Regions from separate parts of the Mus musculus genome. Here region 2 is linked to region 1. Evidence: chromatin loops called from intact Hi-C (ENCODE). Cell type or tissue: gastrocnemius. All regions are shown on one strand. Region 1 has its middle 28 kb from the start of 4930556N13Rik. Region 2 holds the start of 0610039H22Rik (RIKEN cDNA 0610039H22 gene).

The links. Peaks named below come from ENCODE experiments on the same cell type or tissue, not always from the same donor. Only the 100,000 strongest peaks of a DNase experiment are listed, where the experiment ranks them.
Region 2: it touches region 1 in a loop (2.0-fold over the local background); 1 of 42 quality-filtered maps calls a loop at or near these places.

What each region holds. Positions count from the first base shown.
Region 1 is chr11:88,822,202-88,824,701 of GRCm38, forward strand. No RefSeq gene overlaps it. Among named protein-coding and RNA genes, the nearest start is that of 4930556N13Rik, 28 kb to the right of the region's middle. In gastrocnemius, a CTCF peak has its summit at 1,042 (motif pointing left); DNase peaks (open chromatin) are centred at 577 and 1,030.
Region 2 is chr11:88,618,013-88,620,512 of GRCm38, forward strand. All of the region lies in intron 5 of Msi2 (musashi RNA-binding protein 2), which reads right to left. It overlaps 0610039H22Rik (RIKEN cDNA 0610039H22 gene), which reads left to right and starts at 1,239. Exons shown (of 3, transcript NR_131025.1): 1 at 1,239-1,758. In gastrocnemius, a CTCF peak has its summit at 1,258; DNase peaks (open chromatin) are centred at 907, 1,676 and 2,433; H3K4me3 peaks cover 555 bases; H3K27ac peaks cover 2,500 bases.

The DNA of each region.
Region 1 (2,500 bases):
GCAGAGAATTAAAGAATCAATGGGCAATTAAGGAGGTACTGGCAGGTACTGGCCAAGAGCATATTATTTATTTATTCAGCCAGCCACACTCATTTTTAAAGAGCTAACTTCCATTTTGTTTCTGACACCAAAAATAAATCAAACTAAAAACTGTATACATCATAACTGAAAAAAAAATACATATTTGCATGGTATGTCGCCCCTGTGAAGCCTCAGCTGCGACCTGCAAAAGGAATTTTTGTGTAAAAAAAAAAAAAGAGAGAGAGAGATGAATTCATTCTGCACTGGCCTTCCCTGAGGGTACAGATAGGATCGAAAAGACAAAAATAAGGTTTTAATTCACTAGTGATTTTCCCACCCCGTCTCAAGCTTCTTTTTGATTCTTAGCATCCATTTTCCTGGGTCGTCTTGGGAGGGTTGCAAGATTTCAATCCATTAACACAGTAGTAGGTTGGTGAAATTTCAGAACAGGCTGAGATGAACAGCCACAATGAGGACACAGCTGCCCTGGGGCTCCCGGCAGAGAACTCAGCCTATGATTCAGCTCCTAGCCCATGATCTGGCGCCCTAAGGGAGGGGATCTCTTTGAAGAGCCCTCTTTTCTCTCCTCTACTTCCCCGACTTGGGAGAAATCCAGTCTTGCCCCCTAGTCCATATCAGCTCTCTGATTTTGGAGCAGCTCCTTGGCACTAAATATACCTGCACCATTGACTGTCTTCCACCCTCCCTCCCCTCCTCACCCCGCCCCGCCCCCCACGCACCTCCTCATTCCCTCCCCAGCAAGCGCTTTTGGCGTACTACAGGTATCTTCCCAAGCTACCCCAAGGTTGATTCTAGGACAGTGGCTCTCAAACTTAAGTCTGCATCTAAACTACGTGGACAAAGTGCTACACGGTTCTCGGTCAGTAAGTCTCGGGTATGAGCTGGGGATTTGCATTCCTGTTAAGTTTAATACTGAGACAAGTGCTTGGAGAACCTGTTTTCTGGGATGAGGCAAAGGGAGGGGATACCCGTAGTAGCTTGTGCTGTGGTGCCATCTAGTGGACATAGACCACAATAGCAGCAGTCTGCCCTGTGGAGTGCACAAGACTTCATTCCACTCCTTTAAACACTTCAAAAACCATTCTCTTTTACGACTCTACTTCTTAAGGTGGGCCTTTTACTGTTTAAATGCTCTCTTTCCACCCTCTGAATAAGACCATTACAAACTATGCCCTGCCGAATATGGATGAAATGAAACAGGAAACTGGGTGTTTTGAAACGAAACTGCACACCCTGATTTTGATAACTGTCCCCCAGATACATCTGACCTAAGGCACAACACTGCACACATGGCAGACAGCAGGCCATCACCCAGATCACACAATAATTAGCTCTAACCCCAAACCAGGACCCAAGGATTCCATGTTGTCTCAACCCAGGGGGAAGCACACCACTTTAGAAGTAACTGGACAACCCTGAGGACGTGGCTGTTGGGGAGAACTTATCAGAGCACACTCGGAACCCTAGGTTCTCTCTCCAGCATGACCTGAACTGGATATAGTGGTCACACCTGTAATCCCAGCCTGGCAGTTGGGAGATCGAAATGGGAAGGTTGAAAGCTCAAAGTCAACCAGGGGGTGCTGACGGACAACTTTAATTCCAGCACCAGGGGAGCAGAGGCAGGTGGACCTCTGTGAGTTTGAGGCTAGCCTGGTCTACAGAGCAAGTTCCAGGATACACAGAAAAACCTTGTCTCAAAAAAAAAAAAAAAAAAAAAAAAAAAAAAAGAGGGATGATGGAGAAGGAAGAGAAGGAAGGGAAGAAGAAAGCTGTTTACGGTTATTCTTCTATTTTAAAACTCAGAGAAAAAGGAAAAGACAGGGTCACAAGTTCAAGGCCTGCCTCAGCTACCTGGACTATGGCTTGAGTTTAAGGCCAGCTTGGAAAACTGTCTCAAAATAAAAATGTAAAAAGGGCTGGCGATGTAGCCTAGCGATAGAACACGCGTGAAGGCCTGTATTTGCCCCACCCCAGGATTGAAAAAAAAATGTAGGTTTCAAAGTCCCATTCTTAAGAATCTCTGGTTCAGTGGGCCTGGGCCCAGCCACTTGCAAGCATTATAAATAAATTGTAGCAAACGCTTGAGCCTCTACTGTGAGACAGCCTGCAGGGCGGTGACCTCAGAACCCTGTTCCCTACCTAGCACTATCCAACAGAAACAATCTGAGCCATACTCAGACTCGTGACAATGCATGCTCATTAGCCTCCCGTTAAACATCAAAGGGGCGGGGCTGCAGAGGTGCCACAGTGGTTCAAAGCATCACTGGCCGTTCTCCCAAGGGGTCCAGGTTTGAGTTCCCAGAACGTACATGGCAGCTGCCAAGCATCTGGAACCCAGTTCCAGGGGTCCTGACTCCCTCTTCTGACTTCTTCAAGCACCAGGCAGGCACGAGATACACAGATTATGCTCGCAGGCAAAATAAAATACCCATCTACATAAATGATCACTTTTGTGGCA
Region 2 (2,500 bases), 200 kb before region 1:
AGGGGCCGGGGCCAGGGCCAGAGCTGGGGCCAGGATTGGGGGCGGGGGGGGGGGGGTGGTCATCACTGCAAACCGAAAGCATTCATCAGAGCCCTTTCTCCCACTGGAATGCTGGGATACTAAGACCGGTCGTTCTTTCAACAGGAAAGAAAAGCGTAGGCCAACTCTTGCTGGCTCGCTCTGCTCCTTCGGCACAGTTTACTGAAGCGTGTGAGGCTCTGCCTAACATTTAGGATATTTTGATTTAAAATGCAAACAGCAACACTGATAAAGATCGTGGCGCCAAAGCGGGCCCTCGAAGGAAAGGGCACACTAACTCCCCTCCTTCTAACCCTGGATCTCACAGCTACCTAAGCTGACGGCTTGAAATTAACTCATTCAGTTAATAATTCAAAGCCATGGGCTGGACAAGTTTTAACGCCTCAATGTTGGTTTATAATTAACCCAGACCGTGGTGTTCTTAGGTGTTTGATTTTTAATTAGTCTATTGATTAATCAGTCTGGTTAACAATTATTTATTTCTGGGGCCCTTTACTGTCTTCTATTCTTGTTAAGGGAGGGTGAGGGTTACCCTGGCTCCTTTCTCCTCTGAACCCCTCCAGATCACAGTCCCATCATTCTCTAGGGACACTGTAGATACAGTATTGAGACCAGAAAGGAAGCCTGCCCAGCCTGACACAAATGAAGGTACCCCCCCTTTTGTTCATCTGTTATCCTTGGTATCAGATTCTGCTCGCAGGAGCACATGAAATGAAGGAACTCACAGAATGGCACCCTACCCAGGCACAGGCTGGGCCCTCTCATCCCTTCCTTCCCAGTTCAGAGCTAATTGACATCTTGTGTGAGCATTGCATCATGTCCCTTTGCAAAGCCAGAAGCAACTGAGAAGGTGCTACACGCCCCTGCCCCCCCCCCATCTCTCGGGGGACTAACCCAAAACAAATTACTCAGTAATGGGAGGGCCCCTCTCTCTGGCAGAGGCCCACATGTCTGTCTGTTCAGCAGTTTCTTGCCTGCTCTATTTGTAGGGGTTGCAGGGGATCAGAGAGGTCACCACCTCTCTCAGGGTTACAGTGCTCTGTAGCACACAGCTGCTCAGAACCCACACTCCTCCCCGTGACAGAGGAGGAAGCACAGTTAACAACAAGGCTGGTGACTGATGCCCGTTGACGTTCTGGGGTGTCCTCCCTCGACGATCACAAAAAATTAACCCAAGACACCAGCACCAACACCAACAGTCCACCAGGGGATCGAAGCAGGTCCTACCTAGGACAAGTTTTCTCAGCATTCAGCACTATGTCACCAAATGACCAGGAGGCAGCCCAAGATGGAAATCCTTGGTAGAGATTTCCTTTGGAAAATTCCACTGTATATCCATGAAAGACCGATCTTAGAATTCTTATGGAAAAAAAAATTATCTTTACAGATCCCATGCAAGGGTGTCATGGATAACCAGGGGTCCTGGACCACAAAGCAACTCCTCTGGAAGATTCATGTATAGGACAACTCTGGGCTGCAGGAGCCCCTAGGACCTGGGTGAGCTGCTTTAACTTCTTCCTCTCTAAACTCAGCTAAAGACCCGGAACCCTACAGAACCCAGTGTGGATGCCCATCATTGGATGATTGCATCTGCTGCTGGCACCAATCACAGAGCTGCCCAGGCCTACAGGGTACCACACAGTTGGCGGAAGTGCAGGGACCCATGTGCCCAGGCCATGCCACAGACAACCGCAACTGCATCCTTCAATGAAGCTCCAGGTAAAAGCAACTGGGCGTGAGAGGGATGGCAATGTGTGTGCAAGGCTTCTCCCTGGTGCCTTTCAGGTTGGGATTTAGCATCTTCGGGCAGCTACCCACAGGTCCCTTTAACAAGCCTCGGGGGGGGGGGGGGGGACTGGGAGCCACACTGTTCCTAGCCTACAGGAATAGCCTCAGGGCAGCAGCAGGAAGGGCTGTTCCCGTTCAGGAAGCTGTGTCCTTTCTGAAGACCTAGAACCCTGGCCAGGATGGGAGCCTCAGAGTCCACTTGAAATACCCTGGGAAAACACCCCTCCCCAAACTACATCTGTACTCCTCCTCCATCCAACACAGCCTTCGAGTAATCCCCACCACCTGCCGGTTTCTCATTTTCTCTCTTGCAACAACTTAAAATTTAAAAGAAAAAAAAATTTAATCACAATTCAGGAAAACACACCCACGCATCTTGCTCACTAAGCGTGAAAGCCACCACTCCCTCGCTCAACTCAGCCCCTGCTCCACTTCAGAGAGTGGAGGAGAGAGAAATGTCATTTGACACCACAAACGCTGCCTCCTTCTCAACCTGGAGGCCCCACCTGCCGGCATGTTTGCAAGGCTAATTCCAATCTCACTATTTGAATACACTTGCAAGCTGGGAAAACAAGCCAATAGTTCAGAGGATCCAAGGCAAACTCCGTCTGACAGCCCTAGCCCCGACGGCTGCCAAGACTGATTGACTGGCTGGTTATATTTAGAGGTGGAG